Regions from separate parts of the Mus musculus genome. Here regions 1, 2, 3, 5, 6 and 7 are each linked to region 4. Evidence: chromatin loops called from intact Hi-C (ENCODE). Cell type or tissue: heart. All regions are shown on one strand. Links, peaks and the distances in the headings refer to the core of each region. The heading gives the core; the rest is flanking DNA.

Evidence for each region. A loop is a pair of places that touch in the nucleus more often than their neighbours do. Peaks named below come from ENCODE experiments on the same cell type or tissue, not always from the same donor. Only the 100,000 strongest peaks of a DNase experiment are listed, where the experiment ranks them.
Region 1: a loop joins it to region 4, with 4 times the contacts of the local background. A loop is called at or near these places in 13 of 42 quality-filtered maps.
Region 2: it touches region 4 in a loop (2.7-fold over the local background); 3 of 42 quality-filtered maps call a loop at or near these places.
Region 3: it touches region 4 in a loop (4-fold over the local background); 6 of 42 quality-filtered maps call a loop at or near these places.
Region 5: a loop joins it to region 4, with 5 times the contacts of the local background. A loop is called at or near these places in 13 of 42 quality-filtered maps.
Region 6: it touches region 4 in a loop (4-fold over the local background); 10 of 42 quality-filtered maps call a loop at or near these places.
Region 7: it touches region 4 in a loop (4-fold over the local background); 9 of 42 quality-filtered maps call a loop at or near these places.

What each region holds. Positions count from the first base shown.
Region 1 is chr17:23,191,247-23,195,587 of GRCm38, forward strand. Zfp40 (zinc finger protein 40) reads right to left here and starts at 1,982. Exons shown (of 6, transcript NM_009555.2): 1 at 1,829-1,982; 2 at 431-556; 3 at 99-189. The coding sequence starts at 133. In heart, for the core only: a CTCF peak has its summit at 2,403; DNase peaks (open chromatin) are centred at 2,005 and 2,445; H3K4me3 peaks cover 2,230 bases; H3K27ac peaks cover 1,504 bases.
Region 2 is chr17:22,421,840-22,426,180 of GRCm38, forward strand. Zfp946 (zinc finger protein 946) reads left to right here and starts at 2,363. Exons shown (of 7, transcript NM_198003.3): 1 at 2,363-2,590. In heart, for the core only: no CTCF peak of the experiment used is centred there; a DNase peak (open chromatin) is centred at 2,332; H3K4me3 peaks cover 2,090 bases; H3K27ac peaks cover 1,777 bases.
Region 3 is chr17:22,737,981-22,742,321 of GRCm38, forward strand. Gm5493 (a long non-coding RNA gene) reads left to right here and starts at 1,960. Exons shown (of 5, transcript XR_003952380.1): 1 at 1,960-2,201. In heart, for the core only: a CTCF peak has its summit at 1,742; a DNase peak (open chromatin) is centred at 1,741; H3K4me3 peaks cover 1,620 bases; H3K27ac peaks cover 1,277 bases.
Region 4 is chr17:22,864,902-22,869,242 of GRCm38, forward strand. It overlaps Zfp945 (zinc finger protein 945), which reads right to left and starts at 2,233. Exons shown (of 5, transcript NM_001110254.1): 1 at 2,080-2,233; 2 at 346-435. The coding sequence starts at 382. In heart, for the core only: no CTCF peak of the experiment used is centred there; DNase peaks (open chromatin) are centred at 2,220 and 2,340; H3K4me3 peaks cover 1,807 bases; H3K27ac peaks cover 1,307 bases.
Region 5 is chr17:23,185,625-23,189,965 of GRCm38, forward strand. The region is part of intron 3 of Zfp40 (zinc finger protein 40); the gene reads right to left. Among named protein-coding and RNA genes, the nearest start is that of Zfp40, 5.4 kb to the right of the region's middle. In heart, for the core only: no CTCF peak of the experiment used is centred there; no DNase peak of the experiment used is centred there.
Region 6 is chr17:23,557,667-23,562,007 of GRCm38, forward strand. It overlaps Zfp213 (zinc finger protein 213), which reads right to left. Exons shown (of 6, transcript NM_001033496.3): 2 at 3,480-3,994; 3 at 2,319-2,436; 4 at 1,968-2,038; 5 at 1,717-1,882; 6 at 1-646. The coding sequence starts at 3,878. The region is part of intron 1 of 6330415G19Rik (RIKEN cDNA 6330415G19 gene); the gene reads left to right. Among named protein-coding and RNA genes, the nearest start is that of Zfp213, 4.4 kb to the right of the region's middle. In heart, for the core only: a CTCF peak has its summit at 2,301; a DNase peak (open chromatin) is centred at 2,305.
Region 7 is chr17:22,815,822-22,820,162 of GRCm38, forward strand. It overlaps the pseudogene Gm16386. Among named protein-coding and RNA genes, the nearest start is that of Zfp945, 49 kb to the right of the region's middle. In heart, for the core only: no CTCF peak of the experiment used is centred there; a DNase peak (open chromatin) is centred at 1,990; H3K4me3 peaks cover 1,394 bases; H3K27ac peaks cover 1,034 bases.

The DNA.
Region 1 (4,341 bases), core at 267-4,266, 330 kb after region 4:
CTTTCTAATTTAATAGAATGTGGCGAAACCAATCTCATGTCCTGTTTTTACTGTCACTTGGGCTCCTCCCGATCCCTTGCTCAATCCCTCTACCATACCTGGATCCTTTGCTACAGTTTCCTCTCTTCACCATCCAGGGCTCTTTGCTCTGCTTCACAGGTAAGCAGGACTGGCTGAGGAGTGTGAGATCTGCATGCGAGAAAGATATTCCTCAGAGAGTAACTGGAACTTTTCATGAAAGAAAACGGAAAGATGCTCACACCTGTCAAAAGAATATACTTGAAGGAAGGAGAAAATATCATGAAAAATGCCTGTCGTTCTCTAAGGATTTCACTTTACTCTGTGAGATGTAAGACTAATCACACACATAGTGTAGTTTTCCCAGCACCTTGAGGAAGAACAAGGAAGACTGCAAGAAAACTATTCTCACCTAGAGAAACCAGACTGCTATACTTCTCCAACTGGAGATCTCTGTAAAAGCCCCGTGAGTAAGGTCTAGGCCTTCACATTCCTCCTGCACCAAGTCCACCTTCACAGCCTTGAAGATCAACAGATCCTTAAATAAAAAAGTAAAACAAACAGTGACAAAAAGCAGACAACAGTTTGGCCACATGTGCAAGGGCAGAGTGCTTTTTGTGAAACAAGGAGTCATTCATTACTCTGATTCCAGTGAGCGAATACAATTATTGAAACGATGCTTTCTAATTTTAGTTTTAATCTAAACTGAGTTTGCTGACTATAAAATCATGATTACACATTTCTGAATTGTGTATTTACACTCCAAATACTGTATTTATAGAGTGCTTACATCTCAAGACAGAAAATTAACAGGGAGTAAAATTTGCTTAGTAAACATTAATGTTTACAGCAGTAACTTTGGCATTTAATAAAGTACTGCTATGGGTAGCTGGCCAGAGATGACCACTCAAACAGTTTATAGCCCACTCAAAGTCTTTATTCCAGCCGGTTGAGACCACACCCAAGTGTTCAGGGACCTAAGTGTTTCTGTGAATGTCCAAAACATAGGGGTTTTAAGGGCAGGGACCTCATCCAGGCATCTTGCATAGCAGCTGCTGGGGCCATTCTGCAGAGTAAGTAGTTTGAAGCAAGCAGTTTTTAACAGTAGCTAAAATAGGAGGTTAGCCATCCTGATGGGAGGTTCCAGCACACCAGCAGCTAGGATCTAAGGTTGACTGGAAGAGGTTACTCAAAAACTTTAATCAATGGCTAAGTATGGTAGGTTAGCTAGGACATCCTGACCTAGAATAGAGTTGGGTCGTTTTTTTCATGGGATTCTCCATCAAGAAAATAATTTTTTAGTTAACCCTGGAAACGGTCTCAGCAGGAATACAACAAGATGGAGGAACCGCTACACTGTTTTGCTCTGTCACAGTGTATATTCTGATTCTATCAAATCTGCACTGGTTCTTCATGCGACTAGTATCTACAAAGCTTTCTGCTGTGCTTAGTCCCAGGGGCAAAGGACAATCTCTGAAATAGGCAAGTAGTAGAACACAGAAGTTAGAAAAAAGCATGCATGAATTTAAATTCCAGCAGCTTTGTAACTATTACAAAGCAATGAGAAGCCTGCTTGCAGACAACAGATGATGCAAATGCTCTAGCAGATTATTTTATGAAAATATTCTGGCCAGCATAAGATAAATGCAAAAATGACGATAAACCCCTGTTCATATGATTTCAATCTTCCCGACAATGGTAGGCTATCCATGGTTAAAAGATTATCTACTACAGAATTGTGAGAGCGGCTTCCTTTGAGCAGCCTCCACCCTTGCTCCCGCCCGTTTCCCAGCCCCGCGGCTCCTCTGACCTGGGCGTTCTATGGCTGCCGGGCTGAGGCTCAAGCTACAGCGCTGTTGACTAATGACTTTCTCAGGACTCCTCTCGCGGCACCTGTGGATGCCTGGAATTTTCACGCCCTCCTAGAGAAGCCCGTGTCCTCCACCCCGGATTCCGGACCTCGCAGCTTCCCCGGTCCCTCAGTGAATGGTGAATTTTTCTGTCACTCTGTGCAGGCTCCTTGGAGCACCGCCCTAGCTCCGCCCACCACACGCTGGTTCCGGTTACGTGAGGGTTTTTTTTTTTTTTTTTTTTTTTTTTGTAAGCCCACCCCTCCCAAGCTCTTCTCTTTCTTTCTTTCTTTCTTTCTTTCTTTCTTTCTTTCTTTCTTTCTTTCTTTCTTTCTTTCTTTCTTTCTTTCTTTCTTTCTTTCTTTCTTTCTTTCTTTCTTTCTTTCTTTCTTTCTTTCTTTCTTTCTTTCTTTCTTTCTTTCTTTCTTTCTTTTTTTCCAAGTCTATCCGATTGTTTTCGTTTTTAAAAACTTCCTCGCCTTCTGATCAGGCGAGTATCCCCGCTCCGCGGAGGCAGGTCCCTCCTAGTCAGTATTGGACAGCCTGTCACACAGCTCTAGCTGTCAGGCTGCGCTGCACACGCTCAGCACAGTCCCACCCACCCACCTACCAGGCTTGCTGACAGCTAGACCAGAACTGGATCTAGTCCGCTGCACCCAGGTCTGACCCAGACCGTGGCTTCTGAAGTCTTCAGATAGAAGTTATTCTGCCTAACTTTTCATCTTGAGATACTAGCCTTCTGGACTACAGCAAAAAGGAATCAGCCGACACCCTAAATTCTGACTTTTGTTCCGCTCCCAACATTATAGTAAACCTAAGGTTAAAATGCCCTTGACCTAAAACAGACAAACAAACAAACAAACAAACAAACAAAAAACCCAAAACAAAACAAAACAAAACAAAAAAAAACTATAGCTGTGTCCTTTAAGGAAAACACTGTAAGTGGTATCTTAAAGATACATAGCTCAAAAACCAAGAGTCAAATTCAAGGAGAACAAAGCAGGTTGAGCATGTAAATGAACTAAAAAAAGACAGGAACAAAATGATTTGTTGGGGGGAGGGGGCAGATAGCAAATGCTGATGGAAATGAGGACGACTTAAGATATGAAGATTGAATTCAATAAGTAGCTAGAAACATCGAAAAAGTCCAAACTGAAGTGAAGCAAGAAATCAAAACTGCAATGTCTAATAATAACTCAGAACAGGTAGGAGACAGAATATCAGGCTTGAAGACAAAGTACGGGAGCGGGATGTCTCAGTCAAAGGAAATGATGAATTAAAAGAAAATACACAAGTAGCACTGTTTAAAGGCAGAAGTGAAATTTAAACTGTGCATCCAACACTTATATGAAATAATTTAAATTTTAGACATTAACAACTCAATCTGGAGAGCTTTACTGGGAAGCTGGGTAATTATTTTCATAACTATGCAAATTGGAGTGACACTGAAAAGCCATCTGCATCCTTCTCTCACAGACCTTCACTATTACCAGCCAAACATCTAAAATTTTAACTTGGGGGAAGACATTTGAAGAACTCGGGATTTTGAAAGGAAATAGATGTCTCAGGAAGTTGATGGTCAGTTAGCCCAACTAACAAACTAGAACTGAATTCATATCATATTGCACACTACGGCTTTCTCCACATGATGGTGACTTTGCCGTTTTGCTAATTCTCAACAGGGGGAAGGAAGGAGGGAGGGAGGGAGGGAGGGAGGGAGAGAGACAGAGAGAGAGAGAGAGAGAGAGAGAGAGAGAGAGAGAGAGAATTGTTAGAAGAATGATCTAGGATTGAAATGAAGTTCAGAATGAGAGGGTGCACTAAGTGAAATATATCATGTGAAAGGGACATCACCATCATCGTCATCGTAGATATCACATCAATCTGTACTTTCATTTTGAGTCTTCATTTTCTATGCTATGTAACACTAGCTTCATAAAGAGTCTAGACATCTTGTTTCCCTTTTAACTGAAGGAATATTATAAGTAGCTTCAGAATCAGTTATTCTCTGGAGTTTTGACAGAATTCTTTGATGAATCAATCTGTTTCTTGGTGTTCCACTCCCCCCCCCCCAGAGGGTGTACATTTACTACTGCTTCACTGTTGATGTTGCTTAAATATCCACTTATTTATTTATCTCATGTTGGTATAATTTTGGTATGTGATTTGAGCCAGGATATCTGTTTATTTCCTTTAGAGTTTCCAATGTAGTTGCCTTGAGGCCTTTAATGTCATTAGGCACAATATATGCTTGTACAGTCATGTCTTCTTATTAGATTGTGCAGTTACTTTGGGTACTTCTCCAGTCATGTTAGCAAATATTCCACTATAAATAGCTTTGGAGACTAGGCAGACAAATCTTCTTTAAGATTCCTTTTCACCTCAGTTAGAATGAACCTCATTTGGATACATAACAAATTCTGACAAGAATGTTAGGAAAGGGACGCTATTATACACTGCTTCTGGGAACAGA
Region 2 (4,341 bases), core at 79-4,078, 440 kb before region 4:
AATATAGACTAGAATTCTGAGGTCGACAAACTAGAGTCCTACTTTCTGAACAGCACACATAGCTATTTGAGCTTTTCTTACTTTAAACAATTCATGTTGAAACAAGTGATAGTGACCTTTGAATGGAAGGCTCAGAAATGTAGAAAAATGTCTGTTCATAAGTAGCTGTGCATTTGAGGAAGTGTCAATTCCAGATTTTATAAAAGCCATGCATCGTGGATTTCATAGAAGAAACATATAAAACCCTGGTTTATTCATGCCTTCCCAGAATACCCTCTTAATCTCCATGAATTTGAAGCTGCAGTTCTGTTTTTTTGTTTTCAATTGAAGATATGGAAAGGATTATGTCACGGAACACATTCATTTGCAATAAACAATACTGCTGAAATTGAAAAACAGCATCTCTCACTGGTGCAAGAATATTTGATTTGTTGCTGATAGACTTGACAACATTTGTCAGCCTGTATGTTAAAGACAAGAGTGATAAAGTGATGTGTCAGGCACAAATGCTCGTTCATTTGAACATACATGCAAAAATACTCATAAAATACTTGCAGAGAGATTCCAAGATCACATCAAAAATATCACCAAACATGATCAAATAGGCTTTGAAGGGGTAGTTCAATGTACAAAAATCAACAAATATAAACCACTATACAATATTGCAAAAAGACATGATCATCTCATTCCATGCAAAAAAGGTCTTTGACAAAATTGAATATCCCTTCTCCATAAAAGTCCTGTAGAGATAAAAGATATGAGACACATCTAAACATAATGAAGGCAGGTTACAGTCTGCCTTAATCCTGGAACCAGGATTAAGTTAAATGAAGAGAAACTCAAAGCACTTCCACTAAAATCAGGAACAAGCCAAGAATATCCACACTTTCCATATCTATTTAATAAAATAATTGAAGTCTTAGCTAAAGCAGTTAAGACTACTGAGAGAGATACAAAAAGATACACAGTAGATTGAAAAGGAAGAAGTCAAATACCCTTATTTGCAAATGATATTATAGTATACTTGTGACCCAAGAATTTCCACCAGGCAACTCTATAACTCAAACACACTTTCCCCAAAGTAGCTGAATACAAAATTAAAGCTATTAAATCAATAGGTTTCCTATATACAAATGACAAAGGGACTAAGGGAAAAAATTAGGAAAGCAACACCTTTCACAATAGCCTCAAAAAAAAAAAAAAAAAAAAAAAAGAGTATGTTGGTGTTAACTTTAACCAAACCAGTATATGACCTGTATGATACAACTTCAAGTCTTTGAAGAAAGGAAATTGAAGAAGACAATTAGGAAGTAGAATGGCTATTCTACCAAAAGCAGTCTACATATTCAACACATTCTTTATCCAAATTCCAGCCTGTATCTTACAGACCAGAGTGATAAAGTGATGTGCTAGGCACAAATGTCCTTCCCCTTGAAAATCCATTCATTTCTATGTTCATTTTCCTTACCATCCTGATCCTGACCATGAATCCCCTGTGCTTGAAATTTTAAATAATGCAAACTCACCACATTTTATTTTTTCCTGGCTATCAAGATTCTGTTGTGCTATCATTATATTTTCACTTACACAAATTGGGTCTTATGCTGATGTTTTCATTCATATTATGGTTGCTATGCTATTTACAGAGAAATATTCGGGAAAAGTATTTGCATTACCTAGTCTCTTTGCTATTGTGGCCAGGACAATGCTCCTGGAGTTTAACTTTATTCATGCTTTCCAAGTGCCCTGTTCTACCACTTGCAGTTTCTACCAAGTGTCCTTTACCCCTGCAGCTCCCCCGTGAGCTTGCACAGCTCTCCTCTTATTATTATCTGTCCCATACGTTTTTATCCACATTTTCATATGATTAGTCTTTCTTGTATTTCACATGTTTTAAGACTGGCTTTGGGAAGAAGCCAGGCTTTTTTACTTACTTTTAGTATTTTGTGTAGGGAATGGAAGGAAAGAAATCAGAATTGTGGGTATTGGTTGCCATTTGCTGAGCGTTTTTAAAAGCTCAGAAGGCTTGTATCTTAACTTCTTAGTTAGGCTGCCCATCTTTTATCTGAGGGGTTCAGAACTCAATTGGGACTCAGATATTGGGGTGCAGCGTCCTTACTTATCCTGTTCTGGTGTGAAAGCATATCGGAGGCTGTGCAGAGCAGGTCTAGGGCAGCCTGGCTGCTGGAGCTTTGTAGCAGGCTGCTTGAGACTGAGTGGGAGGGGCCGGAACCTCCCTGGGGCGTGGGTACTTGTCGGGCGGGGAGGGGGCCAGCAAAAAGAAAAAACCAGAGGGTCTAGGAAAGTAATTACGGAAAAGAAAGCGCCTGGCTTGAAGTGTTTGGGGGGAACCACGTGACCGGAACCGGGGCCGTAGTGGGCGGGTCTAGGAGAGCAGCTCCAAAGATCAAGTCAGATAGGAAAATTCACCATTCCCTTAGGTACTTAAGTGAACAACTTGTTCTCTAACCGGGGGCTGGTTTTCCTGTCCTGGTTATTTCTGGACCTAGGGAAAACTCGGGCCTGGAAGAGTCAGCCGTCAGCTGTGCAGCGGCGGACACCGCAGCCCCGCGGCCCTGGAACCTCCCAGGTCAGAGGCGCTGCGGGGCTGGAAAACGGGCGGGAGCCGAGGTGGGGGTAAGGGGGGGGGGGGGGATGGTTTCCCTGGACGCTGCTCTCCCAATTCTGTTGTGGATATCTTACGGTTGTCAGGAAGTTTGAGATCCTGTGAACTGGGATTTATCGTGATTTTTTTCATTCATCGTACATTTACCAGAATATTCAGTCATAAAATTACCCATAAAATATCTGGTAGAGCAGTTGCATTATTATATGCTGTTAGTTATTGTAACAGTTCCTGGAATGTAAATTCATTCATGCTTTCTAACTGCCTCGTTTTACTAATTGCTTATTCAAGAGAACGCCTTTGGCTCTGGTTAATAGGTATCCTCCAAGAGCTTTGTATATAATTGTCATATGAGGAAACGGTACAGATTTTTTTTTGAACCAGGAAGTGTTGGAAGCCGACCGCGGCTCACATGAACCGGATTTCACCTGGAAGCCAAGCTGGGGCTGAAAAGAGAGGGGAACTAGGCGGTGGAGAGAAAAATGGAGCTAAGTCAAGATTCCTGATCAAAGCTCAAATGTTTAATGGCAAATGCGCTTATAAAGGGGGGGGGGGGTGTGGTGGGGGTGGGGGAGGCCCATTCCCGCCAGTTCATCCTTGGAGCCTGGAACCAGCTGCAGGAATAGTCTCCGTCCCAGCTGGTAGCAGCAGTGGCTGAACAATAGAGTGATCTAGGTAGGAAGGCTCTACCCAAGGTAATCTCCTTAGTGGCAGCAAGTTCAAGGTCTGGCTTAGCCTGCTTCAGGCTGGGGGGAGGTTACTAGAAAGTAGACCGTATGGAGCACTACAGTTATTGCAGTAAACATTAACATTTATTAAGCATACTTTTTATTGCCCATGAATTATTCATCTGAGATGTATGCAGTTTAGGATGTAAGTAAAGCATTGAGAAATGGGTCCGTTTACAGGAAGCCTACAGCCAATATCAAATTAAATGAAGAGAAATTCAAAGCAATTGCAATAAAATCAGGAACAAACTAGGCCATTCACTTTCTCCACGATGTCTATTCAATATGAAACTTGAATTCTTAGCTAGCACAAGAAGACCGCTGAAGGAAATAAAGAAAATAAACATTGGATTACAGAGGAAAAAGTAAAAATCTTATTTGTAAATGATATGACAGTATATATAGGTGACCCAAAAAATTCCACCAGGGAACTTCTACAACTGAGAGAAAACTTTCCCCAAAATAACTGAAGACCAAATTAATGCACAAAAATCAAAAGATTGTTGTTGTGAGACTTTTAAGGACTGCATCTGTTTTACGAGGGGTTAAATTGGTCTATTTGTTTATCTGATGTTGATTTCACTTTAGAATATGGAAGCTATTACTTAAATTATCCATTTCTTTTAGATTTTTATCAATTATGTGGAGTAGACATTTTAAATGTGCTTTATGATTCTCTGGTTTTCCTCTGGGTCTGTTGTTATGCCACATTTTTGTTTCTGATTTTGTTAATTTAGATCTTTTCTCTCACCCTTATAGTTAGTTTGGATAAGGGTTTGTTGATCTTGTTGATTTTGTCAAAGAACAAACTCTTTGTTTCATTGATTAGTTGTATTGTTTCTATATTTCTATATAATTGATTTCAGCCCTGAGTAAGATTATTTCTTGTTGTCTAGGTTTAGTTTCTTTCTTACTTCCATCTTAACCCATTTTTTAGTACAATAGAGTTGTTCACTTTCTATTTGTTTGTGAGCACTGTACAACTGA
Region 3 (4,341 bases), core at 103-4,102, 130 kb before region 4:
GAGCTGACAGGAAGACAGACGACAGCAGAGATCAAAGGGAAGGTAATATAGTCAGAGTTTAATACTAGCAGAGACATTAAACAAATCTTATTAAAATCCTGCTGGCATTATTTTAGGAAATGGAGAAATTAATCGTAAGAAAACTTAAAGGAACTACAAAACGCTCCAAAACTCTAAGAGCAGAAAAAAAACTAAGAAGCATCTTGTGTTTTGACTAAACAATATATTAAAATGATAACGAGGAAAACATTTAACATTGGTAAGAAGATATGGCCAGTGATGTGAATGGGACAGCATCCCTCACATACAAAAGCAAATTAAATTATCTTTGGCTCTGGGTATTAATTCTCACATAGAGAGTATTCTACTACATACAAAGGGAATATTATGATATTAGTCTCAGTGCAATTATCTAAAAACAATTGAAATGAAATAGGATCTGTCGAAACCAATTCCATGTCCTCTTTCCACTGTCAGTTGAGCCTGCCCACGCCCAAGGCTTCCTCATTCTCTCTAACATGCCTGGATCCTTTGCTACACCTTCTTCTCTTCACCACCCAGGGCTCTTGGTTCAGACTCACAGGTGAGCAGGCCTGCCTGAGGAGTGGGACACCTGCATATGGCAAAGAGTCTTCAGAAAGCACCCAGAAATTTCCATGCAACAAAAATATATGACGCCTCCAAACAGATAAACATGAGAGAGAGAGAGAGAAAATGTCACAACTAAAAATGTCTCCTTTCCTGTAAGGATTTGAATGTACTCTGTAAGATGTGAGACTCACTCACACAGAGCTCAGACACAAGCAGAGTCATTCTACCAGGAACCCCGTGGAGGAGCTGGGGAGACTGCAAGAAAACTATTGTCACCCACAGAAACCAGACTGCTGCACTTGTCCAAAGGGAGATCTCTGCAAAAAGCCCTGTCAGCAGGGTCCAGGCATTCCCAACTCCTCCTACGAGAAGTCCATGATCACAGCACTGTATGTTAACAGCCCCTGAAATTAAAAACAACTGTTTGGCCACATGCGCTTTTCTTCAACCAAGGAGCCAATTTGTGATACAGTGAGTGATTATTTGAAATATGCTTTCTAAAACTTTAATCTACTGTGGGTTTTCTAATTCTACAAATAGTTTGGTCTGATACACTCACATGGAGATACTGTGTTTGCCTAGACCTCAACATACAAAGACAGGTTTCTGAATGCTGTACTTACATCCTAAACTGAATACAACTCAGGTGAAAAATCCATGGGCACTAAAAAGTCTATCTCTAAATGATAACGTTTACAGCAATAACGGTTGTGCTCGATAAAGTGCATTTTCCACTTTAATAATATCTGCACTGTTTCTTCGAATACGTGTAACATACAAAGCTCTCAATGCGGATACCTATTAAACAGGGCCGAAGGCGTTCTCAATAAGCAGTTAGTAAAAGAACTGAGTTAGAAAGCACGGAACTTACATTCCTGGAGCTTTGTAATTGACACAATAGCAAACGCAGATAATGCAACTACTCTGCCAGATTTTAGAAAGAATGAAAAAGCCACGATAAACCCCAGTTCACAGGACCTGAAATTTCCGGACAACCACAAGATATCCCAAACACAGTTGTGAGGGCGCCGTCCTTAAGAGCAGATGAGGAAAACACACACGTTCTGCTCCCGTCTGGCAGCTCCTCTGACCTGGGAGGTTCCGGTGTCCCCGTGCTGCAGTTCCAGACGCCGCGCTGCTCACTGCTGCCTCTCCCAGGCCCACAGCCAGGAAACCCGGTCTGAGGAGAGTTTCCCGGGGTCCAGAGAGATCTAGGACACCGGTTCTCTCTGGGAAACCAGCCCACGGTTACGGTTACCGCGTAATGCATTCACGTAGGAAGTGAATTGAGAATTTTCCTGTCACTCCTGGCAGGAAATCTTCATCAATCTTTGGAGCAGCTCTCTTAGACCCGCCCACCACACCCCGGTTCCTGTGACGTACCTCCTCTGAAGACTATCAACACCTAGTTCTTTTTGTAGGATCCACCCAGCTTCTTTCTTTCATTGTCACTTTCCGGTGCTTTCCAGTGGCCTCCGCCTGCCGCTGCCTTTTCCCCACCCCTCCCCGCCCCGGGGATTCTGGCCCCTTCCACTCAGTCTCAGGGGTCCAACCACACTGCTCCAGCTGTCAGGCTGTCCTGGAAGGATGCTGCACCCTAATATCTGATAGTGAGTTCTAAACTTCTCAGGTAATAGATAGGCAGCCTCGCTTGTTGGCTTGGAATACAAGCCTCCTGGGCTAAAAAACGCACAGCAAAATATAACCAGCACCCTAAATTCCGTTTTCCTTTATTCCATTCCCAACACAAAATACTAAAATTAAATAAAAAAGCCTGGCTCCCTCCCAAAGACTCAAAATATACATGAAGTATAAGAAGGACTAATCATATGTAAATGTGGATTAAAAGATTTGGGATGGAGAATGATGAGAGGGGAGATGTGGAGCTCCGGGGACAAAGGTGACTATAGAAAGTGCAACCAGTAGAACAGGGAGTGGGAAAATATGGATAAAGTCAAACTCCAGCAGCATTGTCCTGGCCACAGCAGCAAAGAGAATAGAAAATGCAAATAGTTTTTCAAGAATATTTTTGTGTAGTCTATCAATCATAATATGAAAGAGAGCATCAGCATAAGTCCCAGTTCATGTAAGAGAAAATATAGTGATAGCACAGAAATTTTGATAGCCAGAAAAATAAAATGATATCATACATTTTACAACATATACAATTCTATACACAGGGGATTCAAGGTCAGGATCAGAATGGTAAAGAAAATGGGCATAGAGCTGCATGAATTTTCAAGGGAAAGGGCATTTGTGCCTGGCACATCACTTTATGACTCTTGTCTATAACATACAGGCTGGAATTTGGATAAAGAATGTGTTGAATGTATAAATTTCTTTGGGTAGGATGGACATTTTGACTATGTTAATCCTCCTGATCCATAAGCACGAGAGATTCCTTCAAGTTTAAATATCTTCTTCAATTTATTTCTTCAAAGACCGGAGGTTTTTATCATGAAAGTCTTTCAGTTGCTTGCATAGTGTTGTGCAAAATATTTAATCCCAACCTTAGTTTCTACCCAGCCTTTGATTATTCACTTCCTGGACAAAAGACACATAATCTTTATAGTAAGCTTTTATTGGCCCTAGAGCTGAGAACGTATCTACCTTGTATGCTATTATTATGTCATTTTGCAGCTATTAATCCTGTCATAGTTTCCTATTCTTCATCTGGGCTGCTTTTAACTCCAATTAGCCAGCCAACATGGCCATTATTCTAAGACTCTTAGCCCATATGGTTTCCTCAGCCTACATCTTCTTTCTCCCCACAGCCCTTCTTTATACCCCTCTCCCAAGCCTATCTCTCTTCTCCTAGTTATTGGCTGTAGGCATGTTGATTTGCTAGTTGTGGATAACTTGGTAGACAAGGTTACAGAGTTTTACTTGGTGTCTGCAGGTGCTCTGATCCCTAGGAGAAACTAGGCCTTGGGGCTACTATTTAGCATTAAAATATAAGCAAAAAGGAAAACCTCAAGAGCATACTGAAAAACCAACAGTTTTTAAAGCAATTGTGAAAAGTGTTATTTTGCTGATTTGAAATTCATCCCTTAGTGCTAAAGATGGCTATAATTAGTATATTTGTAGTATCTCCAAATAGATATGTTTCAGTTTGCACTAGTTTCCATTCCCATCAGGAATTAAAATAAGGATATACTTTGCCATTTCCTGAACTTTGTTTCTGGCATTATTACAGTCAGAATTACTTATTTAGACAAGTAAAACAACAAATGACAGTCATTCCTAGCTTGCATGCAGAATGATGAGTTTAAAATGATTCTTCTCCACTCATACTTGGCTATATTTTGTTATTTGTTTTGTTTTGTTATTATTATTTTTTATGTGTTTGGCTGTTTTAGCCTAATGTATTTCTGTTGAAAACGTGTCTGCTTCCTGTAGAGATCACATGGAACGTTAGATTATGACAGTAAAATGAAAAATGGTTGTGAGCTAGGATTTTGGTGCTAGTGTTCAAATCCAGGTATTCTAGAATTTCTGTAACTGCTCTTCCCCACTGCATCATCTCTCCAGCCACTAATTTGCTTTCTTCATGCTAGACACTCTAGCCAGCTAGTGTGCGATTGAAGATCTTTTGGGTTCTACTTTGTGAGTCCCTCAAGACCAGGAAATATGGACATATTTATGAACATTTTGGTGGGCTCTTGAAGTCTTTTAAGTTAGATTCACTGGGATATTATCCTAATTTATGTAGAAAACTGGTGATTCAAGTTTATGAATCCTGTATTCATC
Region 4 (4,341 bases), core at 36-4,035:
GTTATAGTGGAAACCTCAGGCCCTAGAAGAAAATTCACTTCTGACATTTGCTACATGTTCAAATAGCTTGGTCACATAGATAGCTTGGTGCTGCTTTCAGTCTATGTCAGAGAAACTTGTTAATGGGCAACAGTTAATTCAGAGATCCATAGCTAATTAAATACTGAAAAAAACTGTTCACTGTACAACCTATAAGGAAAAATCCATTTTAAAACATCTAATATTATTCTCAATGAAAATTTCCTGAATGCTTAATGAAATAGAATCTGGAAAAACCAATGTCACATTCTCTTTTTATTGTCACTTAAGGCCCACCTCACCCCTTGTTCAGTTCCTCTAACATACCTGGATTCTTTACTATAGTCTCCTCTCTCTTCACCATCCAGGGTTCTTAGTTGATTCACTGGTGAGCAGATCTGGCTGAGCAGTGGGGACCTGCATGTGGAGAAGAGAGTCTTCAGAAAGCACCTGGAACTTTTCATGCCACAAAAATGAAAGATGCTGACACCTCCCAAGAGGATAAACATGAAGGAAAGAGAAAATAACATGAAAAAATGTCTCTTTTCTCTGAGGATTTTACTCTGTTCTATGAGGTGTGAGACTCATTCACACACAGTTCACACATATGCCGAAGAGTCCTTTTCCCAGGAACCCCAAGGAAGACTCCAAGAAAACTACTGTGACTCACAGAATCCAAACTGATGCACTTTTCCAAAAGGAGGTCTCTGAAAAAAAGCCCTGACTGCAGGGTCTAGGTAAGAAGTCCATAGTCACAGAATTCAATATCAACAGACCATGAAATAATGAACAGTTTGGCCACATGTGCTTTTCTTGAACTAAGGAGACACGTTTCTGATGTAAGTGAGCAATCATAATTATTCAAAAAGGGCTTTCTAATTTTATTTAATTTAGAGTGAGTTTTCTATCTATAACAATAAGGTGGCTTGACATTGCCCTTCCACAGCATGCATGCTGGTCTGGCCTTGTTAGATATCAAAGGAGCTTAGGAAAAATGGCTAACTGAGGTGCCTATTAATATATCATAGTGGACATCTTTGGATAACTGTTTCCTTGGCACCTGTTTCCTCTCTTGGGAGCCTCCTATTCCCTAACTCCCCCTTTCAACCCCCCAAGTCACGGCCAGGTTAAGTTTGGACCCTTCCAGATACCTCTGTTCTCTCATACTGTGAAGCCCAAAATTAACATGTAAGCACTACCTACCCAAGAACCAAATAACTTCCTAAAATGCTGGGAGTTGTAGTTCTTGGAAAAGTAACAAACTCTCATGGGAATGTATGCAGGTTTGTCTTTATAAACTCCTGTAGCATGAGGCCAAAGTCCATAGCTTGGTCAGTATTTAATATTTAATAATACTTGCCCAAATGGTGGTACTGATTTGTCTCAGGCAAATCTCAGGATTAACATAACTTACAATAAATTTTCTCCTCAACCATACCTTAGAGCAGTCACGTCCTCAGTTTTCAGTTGTAACTCAACATATAAAGACACATTTCTGACTGCAGTATTTACATCACAGAGTGTGCACATCTAAGATGGAAACCAAAACCAAAACCAAAGCAAAACGGGGAGTAAAGCTTTGCCCAGTAATATTTAAAGTTCACAGCTCTAACTATGGTGCTTAGTCATGTATATTTTCTGACTCAATCAAATCTCAACTGGTTCTTCAGATGACTAATATCTGCAAAACTCTCCGAGGATGCCCATTCTCCGGGCCAATGGCCACTCTCTTGAATAGGAAATGGTGGAACAGGGGTGTTAAGAAAGCATGAGTGAATTTGAATTCGAGGAGCTTTGTAACTGCTGGAGCAAAGAGAGCTCTGCGTGCGAACTGCAGATTCTGCAAATGCTCTACGAGATTATTTTCGGAAAATATTCTGGCAACCATAAGATAAACGAAAACATCACGATAAACCCCCAGTTCATAGGATCTCAAACTTCCCGACAACGCTAAGATAACCATGGCAGAATTATGAAAGCGGCGTCCTTAAGAGCCGCGGAGGAAAACACACCCCTGCTTCTCCGCTCCCACCCTTTTCCCAGCCCCCCAGCCCCTCTGACCTGGGAGGTTCCCGCTGCCGGGCTGCTGACGCTTCCAAAATGCTCCCAGAGGCACCTGAGTCTTAAGGAAGTTTTCGGGTACCCTAATACACGGCCGGGTTCTTCCAACCCCACTTCCAGACCGTGCGGCTCCCTGAGTTCTTCAGGGAAAGGTGGAATTTCCTGTCACTCACGCTTGTTTTCTTAGAGAAGCTCCTCCTGTACCCGCCCAACATAGCCCACTTCCGGTTATGCGATTCCTTTAAACCCGCTTACTATAGGCCTGTTTTACTTTAATTTACTTTACTTCCCAGCTGGTTTTGTTTTGCCCCACCCCCACCCCCCTAAATCATCTGCTCAGACAGGGGTGTCCACCCATCAGGAACAGCTCCTCCCACTCAGTTTTGGGCAGCCTGCCACACAGCTCCAGCTGCCAGACCTGGACTTGCTCTTTGCTCTCATCATCCCCTATACTTGTTGCCAGGCTTGACCAGAATTGGATCAAATAGGATGATGCACCCAGTATCTGACCTCCAACATGGGTTCTGATCCCATCAGATATGTTATTCTAACTTCCCCTCCTTGGAATACCAGCACACACACACACACACACACACACACACACACAGAGGAGTAAATTCTGATGCTCACTCAGATCCTTTTCCCAAAACAAAATAAAACAAAAATTGAACGTTGTTGCCTCTAAACACTAATCATATCTGTATCCCCTAAGGAAAGGAGCTTAAATATCCAATATACAGAACTGAAAACCAGAGTCATGTTCAAGAAGGTCAAAGTTTGTAAAGTATGTTAATAAACTCAAAATAGGAACAAAATGGTTGTGGGCAACAAAACAATAGCAAATGCCTGAAGGAAGTAGTGACAATATAGAATATGCAAACTGAATTTAATAAGTAGTGCACACTGTAATTCCCCACTCCCTACAATTCTGGCCCATACTTCCAACTAATCTCCTTCTCTCTCTCTCTCTCTCTCACTCTCTCTCTCTCTCTCTTTCTCATATTCATTTCGATTCATTTTGTTTTGTGACCCATCATGATTAATCAGGATCATCTGTGAGACACTGGTTTTGGAACTATGTTTTGGAACCTGCTGGTCTCAGCAGATGAGACACAACTAAGCACAGTGATTTCCCCTTCTCCTAAAACTGACTTATTGCCACAGTCAGGGTGGGGTCCTGTGACCCTCTCCTCTTTGGAGACTGATTGTAGCTAGGGTTAGTCTTGAGTGAGGTCAGTGCAGGTAAATACAGGTGCTCTGAGTCACTGACTACAATAGTTGTATGGAATCTGGAGAATGACATGTTATGGCCATCTCATCTTTTCTCCTTACTTCTTTCTCCTTCCTCTTCCTTAATATTCCCAGAGCTATAGATGGCATGATGTAACTGACTTGTTTATGATTGTGCCCATATACATTGCTTATTTTCTGCATATTTGACAGCCTCATCTTTCTGCATTATCACTGAATTTTCATACGGAATTTTTGTCCTTTAAGGAAAGGAAGGAAGGAAGGAAAGAAGGAAGGAAGGAAGGAAGGAAGGAAGGAAGGAAGGAAGGAAGGAAGAGAGAAATAGCCCGTTTAGCATCCTCCCAGATATTTTTTTTAAACTACCAAAAGGACAATTTGTTTGTAGATGTTTTCCTGATTGTTCTCTATAATTCTCTGTGTACACCTATATGTGCCTGCATAGGCTGGGGAAAAGATACTCTAGAATTATCCTAGTCTCTTTACAGAGTCTAGCTAAGAAATAGACTTTTCATGATTATAATGAGGACCATATTTCTCTGGTGTGTTTTGAGGTTCAAACTCTGCTGTCATGATCATAACAGGTTAAAAGGCATCCTAGCTCTGCAAGTAGGTGGGAGCTCAGAAACACAAACCTAGAGCTAAAGGTCTGTCCTGAAGTCTCAGGGTTCTGAGCCCATGGGCACCTTTCAAATGACAGGGCTAACTGTTTCACACTGTGGTGAGTTTTATTGTTTCCCAGCTTATGTTTATGCAAAACAAACAAGCAAACAAAAATGTCACTAGCTAATAGATTCTGCATATGTGAATGGATTAAACACTTTAGTGATTAATAGAGCATCCAAGTCGAGTTAAGGAAGGAAATGAAAGCCTTTTCTCTAGGAGTTATTTGACTACCAGTAAGTCCACATTTGAGTTTTCTACTTCATGCTTCCTGTGCCTCCAACCTCTGTCTATTGCATGAGTTTGAACATATGCCAGCCTGAAGGCTGTCTTATGAATGTATCCCCATGT
Region 5 (4,341 bases), core at 156-4,155, 320 kb after region 4:
ACATGCCAATTCTATGTCACACCTCAGTAAGGAGGTTTTGAGATCCGGGGCTGGTCATTACATGACAGAATAAGAAAACTGTGGTGCTTGACGCAATTCACTTTCCTTCCATAGTAGGCTTCTCTGTAGATGGATCATAGCATTTTCCTGTAGTAGAAAATCTTGCACAATTAGGGAGGATCCTCTCAAAAATTTCTACCGTGTTCCTAACTACATCATCAGTATGATAAACATTCTGCTTCCACATTACAAAGGCCAAAGAATGTTCTCCAGCTCTGGGCTCCATGAACACAAACAACTTTATTTACCCTATGTAGGTATCATCCCTAACTCTTCCAATGCTGATATGAGGTGTCACCTGTCCTGTCACATATCCAGACTCCACCTTTAGTCTCACACTAGGAGTGACAATTCTGTGCTCTTTCCTGTATCTTGACTTCTTATACAATACCTCTTGTTTTCTCTCTCTTTCTCTTTTCCCTTTCTTTCTTTCTCTTTTCTTTTGTTTTGTTTTCTCTTTTCTTTTTCTTCTTTTTTTTTTTTAATGTATATGAGTGCCTCTGCCTGCACATAGGTCTGTGCACCTCTTATTGCAGTGCCTCCAACGACCAGAAGAGAGCACCTAATCCTCTGAAACCTGAGTTACAGGAGGGTATTAGTATCCATGCATGAAGGGAACAATCTGGAACCTGCAAGGGCAACAACTGCTCCTGATCGTAACTGATGAGCCTCCTCTCCCGCCCCTTGTTTACTGTTCCTTAGTTAGCTACTGTAGAGACTTAAATCAAGGAACAGTGGCACAGAATTCATGGAGCAATGAGGGCAATTTTGTTCTTAAGAGTGTCAGGGTGAGTACAAGTTCATAAAAGACAGTCGCATAGATGTAGCTGACAAAAACATGCTCAGAAGTTTTGGCAGGAAGAGGTGCTGGTTATAAAAGACATTTGTCTATAACTATGTGCCTGAGGCCTTATAAGCATAAGAACAAGCCAATCTGAAATAGTATATAGGAAGATATTTTTAAAAAGTTTGTATAGCAACTAATAGAGAATCAAAGATAATACAATAAGTTAACGGAATCAACTTGTTTCTGTGATGAGATTAGAGTACAGAGGAAGCATTTTTACCTAATACAAACTAAAAGAATGAATCCTTAAGTACTAGGACTAGAGGTGAAAGGGGACATTGTAGTGTATGGCAATGATGTCAGTGTTGCCTTTTGTTTTAACTGTGGGAAGTCATATACACAAACAAATAAAAATCGAAGAAGAAAAGGATGAATTCCGAGAAACAAGTGAACAAATCACACTTCTGTGTAATAAAAATAGACCAGAAATTAACAAAGTGCTGAGACTGAGGCAAGAAGAGCTTCCTCTAAGGTCTCTGAGGACTGGAGAGATTCAGTATGGAACTCTCCTTTCCTTTAGGTAAACCTTACACTAATGACAAAAGGAGAATATTCCAGAAAACGCAATCAATGTTAAGACACCAAATATGTACACTCAGGGAGAGAAATAAGACCATGTCAATAGACTCCTGAAAGGTCTGTGGCAAAATATCACATTTGCCAGAATAAAAGCTCTGAAGAATATGAAAAGGAACACACAGTAATAAAGACATAATAAAGACAATGAGCCACAGCTAAACCTTATGCTACAAAAGAAGGACAACTGGGATCATTTCACTATAATCAGGACAGAGAAGTGTCTACTTCCTCCACACTAACTCAACACAGTACATCAATGAGTAAGCTGTTCAAGAGGAAAGTAAACCTCCTATAAAGGAAGTAGAACTCTGAAATCCAAAACTTTAAATAGTCATGAGAGAGCTCAGATCTGATCATCCTAATAAGCTGTATAATCCACATACAACAGCACTTGTTATTTTGTTTGTTTTCTTATTTCATTTTTATCATAACAACAAGAAGATACTGAGAAGGCAGCAGACCACTCACAGTATCTAAAAGTATCTTAGACTCCCTAGTGTTAAAAGCTGCTATAAAAGCTGGGTCAGGGACCATATTATCAACGGCAATACCCAGATTTGTATCCTACTTGCTAAAATCCTAACCTTCCAGGCAAAGCATGCCCTCTGGTGTCATACTGGCAAGAAGCTTTTATGGGTAAGAAAACACTTTTTGGTTTGACTACAGGCCTGTTCTGCAGAAGGAAATAGATGGATGTTTCTGGGAAGCTGGCCAAAAGCCAATGATGAGAAAGGTCACAGGTCCTGGGAAGGAATCCACAACTGACATTTTCCTGCATGTGCAAATATTTAAACTTCTTTTAAATGACTCAGTTCATACTCATAGCCTGGTGGTTCTTCACCATGTGTCAAAGAAACGTTGTTTTGAAAGAGCAACAGTTATTTCGTAGGCTCATAACTGATCAAATACTGAGAACAATTGGCTGCTGACTGTACAGTCTATTATGGGAATAGCTTCCTACATATAAACCACAGGGAATAAGACCAAAGTACAGGCAAAAAAGATTGTAAGAACCGGAAGATAAGGAAGAAATGTATAAAACCCTCTTGTGTCATGACATGGCAGTTTAAATTATGAATACATGGCCTGGATACCTGGCCTAAGCACACCCAAAAATTCATGAAATATGAGGGTGGCTAATGGGAAGACATATGGCTAACTCGGGAAGGGAGAGTGTTGGGAGTGCTGGGGATAATTGTGAGTGATTAAACCTCTGCAGTGATTAAATATAAATATTTATTAATTATAAAGATTAATCCAAACTTAAACTTTAAGAACTTAAGGGAGATATCAATGACTAGTTAAAGGCGGACCTTTTAAAATCATTGATATAACCATCTAATTAGAAGTTTTACACTCCCTGTTAATTAACTAAAACTGAACAGGAAAAAAAAATTAAAAGAAAATCTGAAGAAAGCAAAGGAAAAAACTAAGCAGAAAAGACCTCTAAAATGAAATCTGAATTCACTGAAGGAATTAGGAATTGAAGGAATTGAGGAATTGTCACAAGATGAGAAAACCTTGCATGGACATGGAATGGGACATATTATTATGAAAATAACAGTGTTAAAAGATTTATATGACTAACTCAAAATCCATAGCAATGTCCCCATGAATTACTTCATATATATATATACAGAGAGAGAGAGAGAGAGAGAGGCTTCTATAAATTTACACAGAAGCACAAAGACCTTAAGAGTACAGAGCAACCCCAGACACAGAGCAAAGCTTGATTTATACAGCTGTGATTTCAAATGATCCTGTAATCCTACAGGTGCAAAGGCACCATGGGAGTCACAGAAGAGGATCCACCATATCCAGCAGGTGACTTTCACCAAAACAACAAAATGATACTCTATAGACAGTCTCATCAACCAAAGATAAACAGAAAAGTATCTACTTTTAAAAGAAAGAAACTGAGTCCTGTTCAATGAATTGTGAAATGTGCAGAGTAACACAATGGAAAACAAGTCCATATATGGACATAGGGACCTAGTTTCTGAATAGAACTACAAATTAATAGGACACAAGAGCAAAAAGCAACAAACAGGACTGCATACAATTAAAAACTTGCATTGAAATGGTATGAAGAAAGAGCCTACAGAATGGATTAATTTATTAGCAAACTTTCTTAGTACAATATACAAATACAGAATTTATGAAGAATTTTTCAAAAGCAAATAAATAATATTATAATCAATAAATAAGGATGAAAATTAGAGCAAGTTAAAAAGCAATTAAAACAGCTTAAATGTACATAGCACATACTCCACAGATTTAGCCAAGAAGAAAATGACCATCTAATATACACTCGGGTCTCTTCTCTGTCTAATCTACCCTTAAGGTTCTAACCAATAACAAAAGCTGGAGACAATGCAGGAAAAAGGACACAGAGATACAATGTCAGTGGGAATCTAAGTCACTGCAGCCACCAGGCAAGTCAGTGGACAGCTTCTTGAACAACCAAACATGGAAAAAGAGAAAACCTAGACAAGATACTACTCACATTTATAAAGGAAATACTGCAAAATATCAACAACAAAGAAAGGAGCAGAGGAAGAGGAAAAGAGACATAAGAAATAGAGAAAAATTAACAAAATGGTTTGTTTATATTTAGTTTCAGTGATTTCTTGAAATGCACGTGGATACTGATCCCCAAACCAAATATGAAAATAGAATATTGCTTCAAAAAAACAAAACAAAACCCCAAACACCCTAATATACATAGTATATATAAATAAATAAACATATATATACATAGCATATATATATGTGTATAGAACATATGTATTAATATCTACTCTATAGAATCTATATATGTGCTTTCATATACTTTCCATAAATATACATGTGTA
Region 6 (4,341 bases), core at 296-4,295, 690 kb after region 4:
ACAGGTTGGGCCATCTTTGAGTGTAAGCTCTGGTGCGCAATGAGGTGTGCACGCTGCTTGAAACTCTTGTCACACTCCCCACAGCCGAATGGCCGCTCACCCGTGTGCACACGCCTGTGGTCTAGCAGGTAGGAGCGCAGTGCGAAGCTCTTGCCACACTCGCTGCAGCTGAAGGGCTTCTCGCCCGTGTGGATGCGCTGGTGGTCAGCCAGGTAGGCGCTCCGGCTAAAGCTCTTGCCACATTCGGAACAGGAGAAGGGCTTCTCGCCCGTGTGCACGCCCTGGTGGCGCACTAGGTCAGAAGAGCTGCGGAAGCTCTTGTCGCATTCAGGGCACTTGTGTGGCTTCTCCCCGGTGTGTGTGCGCTGGTGCCTGGCGAGGTCTGAACCCCAGCGGAAGCGCTTCCCGCACTGCGCGCAGCTGTGGGGCTTCTCCGCCAATAAGTTCTGAAACTGGCGCCTGTGAGTGGGCGGCCGCCCCCGACGCGCTCCCACCAGCGGGTCCAGGGCTGTCCTCATTGGGTTCTCGCTCTCCCAGACCTCGGTCTCAGCCTCCTCGGGATTCCAGGACATAGGCACTTCAGTCTGTCCCAACAATGCTGTCGCTGCCTCCTCTGCAGGGGGCTTTTGGCTTTTGGGTCTCAAACCTGCAAGAAGGGGTGAAGCCTCTGTTTAGTCCTCCTTGATTCTGGTTCGGGAAGAGATCTGAAGAAATGTGACGTAGGGACATCTCCCTGGCTTTGAGGTTCAGGCTGCTGTGGCTCACAAAAAGTCTAGGTCTTCACATTTACAAAATTATTGGATGATAGGCAAGCAAGATGGCCTCAGTGGGTAAAGTCACTTGCCAACAAGCCTAATGACCAAGCCTGAGCCCACCCCCAACCTCCATGGTAGAACCAAGCCTAGAAAACCATCCTTTCGACCTCCACACATGTCCTTCTCTGCATTGTACACAAAGGAAAATATTAAAATGCAATTTTATTTCAAAAGTGCTCTTAATGGGAAGATGATGGAAGGCAGCAAACGAGCAGTTTTGAGGGAGCCTCGAGGTCACCAGGGGTCACCAGTGAGCTGATCCTCCTGCAGAGGTATGTGCAGGAGGATCAGCTCACTGCCTGTTCTCAGACCCTCTCTCTGCCTGTTCTCTCCCTGTGGCCAGTACCCACTCTCCACAGTTAAAGCCAACAGCACGCTCCCAGTCCACTAAGCACAGCTGGCTTGACTCTGTACACAGAAGGCATCAGACTGTGTAGCTACTGTAGTCCCCTCGCAGACGACTCACAGCAGCCTTGAGCGGGGAGGAACCCCAAAGCACTCAGACTGCTGCCAGTTAAGTAAGATGAGACCAGGGGATACTGGGAAAGGGCCTGACTTGGTGAGGCTTCACATAGTGGGGTACAACAAGGGCTCTTGTTTTTTAGCATTTCTGTGGCTGACATGATCCATCGATCTCACTGAATGCCAGAGTTTATCTGGGGGCAAATATGCCAGCCTGAGATTTGACTGAGAAAATGCCCGTGCAAGCCCTCAGCACGGAGCTGGCCCAGAGCTGGCACATGGAGGGCATGGACCAACTGGTCACACAACTGAGACAGAAACTTCAACATCACAACATCACAGGAGGGCTGAGGAGACTTGGGAAGGGCTAGCTTTAGAACCTGACCAGGGAAGCAAAGCCAGATTGCAGCTGAGCGAGGGGCCCGATGGACCTGCTTACCAAGGGCAGCATCCCTCGAGTTCTTTCTCTTGATGTTCCAGAAGAGGTTCCTCTGAGCAGGGTCCAGGGAGCTCCATTCTTCTCGGGAACAATAGAAAGGGATGTCTCCCAATGACCCAGATTTTTGGAATGGGGAGATACGACCCAGCTCGGGTCTCCCAGGCAGCTGTGTGGGAGTGAGGACAGGAGGGGTCAAATTATACAGTCAACAGCACCAAGCCCTCTGGGAGAATAAAGGACTGTTAACTCACATCAACTGCAGAGTCAAAGCAGCCATCCAACACCTCTCCTGTCTGTCGCTCTTTAAGAACAGGGAGCTGGGCTGAAGGAAAAGAACAGAGCTTCATACAGGCTAAAGTCAAGGGCTGAGACGGATGGCTTCATCTACACTTGCAGGTGCACACACACCCCCACACCCACACCCCCCACCCACTCCCACCCACACCCACCCCCACTCCCCCCACCCCACCCCCACCCCGGTCAGATGCAGTCGCGCGGGTACTTGTGTGACTGAGCTTCTGCTGCCTGTCACTCTGGGGCAATTCTAGAGGAGGAATAGCGCCCCTGTGTGGCCACACTGCTGACTGAAGAGTCACACTCACCATGGCTGCGCTGCCCTTGGAGTGCAGGGAGTTGCTTCTGGACCCCTGTCTTCTGGGGAGACCCTGTGGCTTGGAGTCCCTGGACTGCTGCCTTCGGCTCCGCCTCTGAGAGCTCATCCTGCGCAGAAACCATAACGCGCCCATTAGCAGAGACCAGCCTGGAGGTCAGGGATGACACAACTTAATCCTGGGAAGGAGTTCTGGGACACAGCCCTTAGGAGCCTAAGGGTTGGGGAGGGGTAGGGACCAAATGGAAGCCCAGAAAGTCCAGAAAAGAATGAGATACCAGGCAGTGTTTTGTACCCAAGGACACTTCATGATCAAGAGACGAGAACCAGGGCTAGAGAGATGGCTTAGCCGTTAAGAGCACTGACCTCTGCTCTTCCAGAGGTCCTGAGTTCAATCACCAGCAACCACATGGTGGCTCACAACCATCTGTAATGGGATCTGATGCCCTCTTGTGGTGTGTCTGAAGACAGCTACAGTGTATTCATCATATAATAAATAAATACATACATACATAAAATCTTTAAAAAATAAAAAAAAAGAAAAGAAACAAGAACCAGTCACTAAAAGGCCAGAATTATAGCTCCTTAGCAAGGGAGAAATGGAGCAGGGGTGGTCCTCCTGCCATGGGAGAATCCCACAGCCTAGCTGCACTGGTACACCATCTGCATATCTGCCAGTGTCTGGAACACAAGACAGCAGGCTACCCTTAGACAGTTCTGTTTCCTTATACCCCTCTGGAGCTCTGATGTGTAATACTGTATCCCTATAGATTAACCACAGTAGTTGTGTAGAGCTAAAACCTTTCTGGACTCACTTGGGAGGCAGAGGCAGATGGATCTCTGTGAGTCAGCCTGGTTTACGGAGCAAGCTCCAGGACAGCCAGGGGCTACACAGAGAAAACCTGTCTCAAAACCAACAAACATACAACGACAGCAAAAGCCACATTTCTGGACCATAACGACTTTAAATCCAATAAAGTCATGAGAAGCATGGCTTTACCTGACTCTTTACTGAAGACTACATTGGGAATTTTGTTTGTGCTTCTCTAGACTTGGTGGCTTTCCCCTGCCCTCTGGGCCCTGTGGAGACTCATCTCCATGAAGATGGTCTCTATTCTTCAGGCTCCAAACGTGGAAGGGCTCCCTCCCTCACCTGTGGCCAGGCTTTCAACGACTGATTCTGTATGTCTTCCACCAAAGCGACAGCTTCCTCACCGCTCCCAAGGTGCTGTCTCTGAAGCTGGGCTTGGATCTCCCCTGGTAGCACAGCCAGGAACTGCTCCAGCACCAGCAATTCCAGGATCTGCTCCTTGCTGTGCAGCTCAGGCCGCAGCCAGCGGCAACAGAGCTCCCACAGCTGGCTGAAGGCTTCGTGTGGTCCACCCGCATCCCTGAAGCAGAACTGTCGGAACCGCTGGCGGCAGGCTTCGGAATCCCGGCTGTCCACCGGCTGGACAGGCTCCTGTTCCCAGGAGCAGTCTTCCACCTTCACAATCATGAGTCCTTCCTCCTCCCCGGGAGCAGGGTCTTGGAGCTCCTGGAGGGATGCCATGCCCCTGGCCTAAGGCTCAGGGCTGGTCAGCCTTAGCTTGAGGCTCCAGAGCTGAGCCTTTCAGTGTCCTAGAGGGATTCTCTGTGACGAGTGGGTTGGCATCAGGACACACTTGCCTATGGAAATAGTAAAAGAACAGTATTTGAAGGAGATCGGAATACACCAATCTGCAGGAAAGTTGGGGGACTCTGGCACCCACTCTGTGCCTCTGAAGCCTCTTTATGCTTTACTGCAACTGTGTGCTCTTTGTAACTGTGTATTGGTAATACCGACCCACAATCCTTCATCACCACATCTGACATCCCAAATCTGGGCTTTTCATGGCCCATTTGACAGCAAAACCTAATGTCCCTCATTTGGAAGCAGTACTCCATCTGTTAATATGAGCTTGTTTTTACCTTCATGTATAGTAACTTTCCATGCAAAAATAAGCATGTCTGTGCAGTCTGTAAAGATTCCTTGA
Region 7 (4,341 bases), core at 338-4,337, 49 kb before region 4:
ACTATGCAGAGATATTAAGCAAACAAATATCAACATTCTGTGAGCATTATATTAGGAAATGGAGAAATTAAGCACGACTGATAGAGAACACAAAGGAAATGCAAACTGCTCTAAAAGTCTAAGAGCAGGAAAAACTAGGAGGCATCAATTGTTCTGACAAAACAGTATATTAAAAATATAATAATGAAAATATTTAATATTGGTAAGAAGATGTGATCAGTGGATGTGAGTGGGAGGTAGACAGCATCCCTCACATACAAAACCAAATTAAATTACATTTGCCTCTGTGTATTAATTCTCACAAAGAGAGTCTTCTAATACCTATCAAGGGAACATTCTGACATTATTCTCGTACAATTATCTAGAAACATTTGGAATGAAATAGAATCTGGCCAAACCAATTTCATGTCCTCTTTCTTTCTACTGTGAATTGAGCCCCTCAACATTCCTTCCTTAATTCCTCTACCATACCTGGATCCTTTGCTACAGCTTCTTCTCTTCACCATCCAGGGCTCTTGGTTCAGACTCACAGGTGAGCAGAACTGGCTGAGGAGTGGGACACCTGTGTATGGGAAAGAGATTCTTCAAAAAGCACCCAGAACTTTTCATAGAAGGAAAATACATGACACTTCCAAAGATAAATATAAAGGAAAGAGAAAATATCACAACTAAAAATGTCTCCTTTCCTGTAAGGATTTGAATGTACTCTGTAAGATGTGAGGCTCACTCACACACAGCTCAGACACAAGCAGAGTCATTCTATCAGGAATCCTGGGGAGGAGCTGGGGAGACTGCAAGAAAACCATTGTCACCCACAGAAACCAGACTGCTGCACTTGTCCAAAGGGAGATCTCTGCAAAAAGCCCTGTCAGCAGGGTCTAGGCATTCCCACTCCTCCTACGAGAAGTGTACAGTCACAGCACTAAATGTTAACAAACCATGAAATTAAAAAACCAACCAACCAAACAAACAAACAAAAAACCCAAACAATTGTTTGGCCACATATGTTAGGGCAGAATGCTTTTCTTCAACCAAGGAGACAAATTTCCTATAAAGGTGAAATATCATAATTATTCAAAAGATGCTTTCTAACACTTTATTTTAATCTATAGAGGGTTTTCTACTTAAATGGTGTGGTCTGATATACTCACATAGCAATACTGGGCTTGCCTGGAACTAAGGTATAACATTAAAAACTCACCATATGAAGATGCATTTCTAAAGGCTTTACTTACATCTAAACTGCATACAACCCAGATGAAAAAAATCATGGCCACTAAAAAAAATTCTGCCTATGAATGTTAATGTTTACAGCAATAACAGTTTTGCTCACTGAAGTAAATTTTCTGGTTCAATAAAAACTGCACTATTTCCTCATATAATTATTGTACACAAAGTTATCTATGTGGATACCTGTTAACAGGAGCCAAAGGCATTCTCTTGAATAACCAGTTAGTAAAAGAAAGGAGTAAGAAAGCATGAATGAATTTATTGTCTTGGAGCTTTATAACTGACACGAAAACAAACAGCAGATCTAAATTACCAGATTTTTAACGTGTTACTTTATGACTGATTATTCCGGTAAGTGTAAGATAAATAAAAAGAACACTATAAACTGCAGTTCATAAGATCTCAAACTGCCCCACAACTGTAAGATATCCACAATAGAATCACTGAGAGCTGCTTCCTTAAGCAGCTGCACACACCCCTCTCCGCTCCTGCCCCGCAGCTCCTCTGACCTGGGAAGTTCCAGGGACGCCGGGCTGCGGTGCCCACCGCTGGGCTGCTCACTGCCGACTCTCCCAGGCCCACAGCTAGGAAACCCGGTCTGAGGAGAGTTTCCCGGGGTCCAGAGAGATCTAGGACACGGGTTCTCTCTGGGAAACCAGCCCACGGTTACGGTTACCGCGTAATGCATTCACGTAGGAAGTGAATTGAGGATTTTCCTGTCACTCCTGGCAGGAAATCTTTGTCAGTCTTTGGAGCAGCTCTCTTAGACCCGCCCACCATACCCGGGTTCCGGTGACGTAACTCCTTTGAAGACTATCAGCACTTAATTGTTTTTGTAGAGTCCACCCAGATTCTTTCTTTTCGCTGTCACTTTCCCGGTCGTTCCAGTAACACCCCCCCCCCCCACCCGGACTCCCCTACCCCTGCCTCGGGGATTCTGGTTCCTTCCACTTCGTCTCAGGCTTCCAGCCACGCTGCTTCAGCTGTCAGGTTGTCCTGGAAGGATGCTGCACCCTAATATCTGATAGTTCTAAACCTCTCAGATAATAGATAGGCAGCCTCACTTTTTAGCTTGAAATACAAGCTTCCTGGGCTAAAAACCGCACAGCAAAATATAACCAACACCCTAAATTCCGTTTTCCTTTCTTCCATTCCCAACACAAAATACTAAAAATAAATTTAAAAAAGCCTGGCTCCCTCCGAAAACCTGACTCAAAATATACATGAAGTATGAGAAGGACTAATCATAAGTAAATGTGGATTAAAAGATTTGGGACAGAGAATGATGAGAGGGGAGATGTGGAGCTCCGGGACAAAGGTGACTATAGAAAGTGCAACGAGTAGAACAGGGCAGTGGGGAAAGCATGGATAAAGTCAAACTCAGCAGCATTGTCCTGGCCACCATAGCAAAGAGAATAGATAATGTTAGATAGAATAGATAATAGTTTTTCAAGAATATTTTTGTGTAAATAGTCTATCAATCATAATATGGAAGAGAGCACCAGCATAAGTCCCAATTCATGTAAGAGAAAATACAATGATAGCACAGAAATTTTGATAGCCAGAAAAATAAGATTATGCCATGAGTTTACAACATATAAAGTTCTACGCACAGGGGATTCACAGTCAGGATCAGGATGGTAAAGAAAATGGGCATAGAGCTGCATGAATTTTCAAGGGAAAGGGCATTTGTGCCTGGCACATCACTTTATCCCTCTTGCCTATAACATACAGGCTGGAATTTGGATAAAGAATGTGTTGAATGTATAAATTTCTTTGGGTAGGATGGACATTTTTACTGTGTTAATCCTCCTGATTCATGAGCACGGAAGATCCCTTCAAGTTTAAATATCTTCTTCAATTTATTTCTTCAAAGACTGGGGGTTTTATCATGAAAGTCTTTCAGTTGCTTGCATAGTGTTGTGCAAAATATTTAATCCCAACCTTAGTTTCTACCCAGCCTTTGATTATTCACTTTCTGGATAAACTTCCTGGATAAAAGAACTCATAATCTTTATAATAAGCATTATCAGCACCAGAGCTGGGAAGTTATCTATTCTCTATGATATTATTAAGTCTATTTCACAGATATTAATCTTGTTATATTTTCCCATGTTTTATCTGGGCTGCTTTTAACTCCAATTAGCCAGCCAACGTGGCCATTATTCTAAGACTCTTAGTCCATATGTTTTCCTCAGTCTCCACAGCTATTCTTTGTTTCCCTCTCCCAAGCTTATCTCTCTTCTGCCAGCTATTGGCTGTAAGCATGTTGATTGGCCAATTTGGGATATCTTGGGAAGCAAGGTTAAAGAGCTTCACTTGGGTGCCTGCAGGTGCTCTGATCCCTAGAAGCAACTAGGCCTTGGGGCCACTATTTAGCATTAAAATAAAAACAAAAAAGGAAACCTCAAGAGCATACAGATAATACCAATATATTTTTGAGGCAATTGTGAAAAGTGTTGTTTTCCTGATTTTTTTCCCCCTTCATCCTTCTGTATATAGAAAAATCTCATTGTGCATTAATTTGTTATTTAGCTACTTTGGGGAAAGTGTTTAAGAGATATTGAAGTTCCCTGGTGGAAAATTTTGGATCACTTATGTATACTATCTAATCAATTACAAATTAGGATATTGACTTCTTCTTTCCAATCCAATATGTATCTTCTTGATCTCCTACGGTTATCTTACAACTTTAACCAAGACTTCAATTATTTTATTAAATAGGTATGGAGAGAGTGGATACCATCAGCTTGTTCCTGATTTTAGTGGAATTGCTTTGAGTTTCTCAACATTGAATTTGATCTTGATTCTAGGCCTGCTGCAAGATGCCTGTATTATGTTTATGTATTTACCTCATATCTTTTATCTGTATAGGACTTTTATAGGGAAGGAATGTTCAGTATTGTCGAAGGCCTATTCAGCATGTAATGAGATGATCATGCCTTGTTTTCAGTTTATTGTGTGGTAGATTGTATTTATTGATTTTTGTATCTTGAATGATCCTTTCATCTCTGAGCCAAAGCCTACTTGATCATGTTTGCTGATCTTTTCCATGTGTTCTTGGATTCTCTTTGCAAATATTTTATGAGTATTTTCCATGTATACTCATAA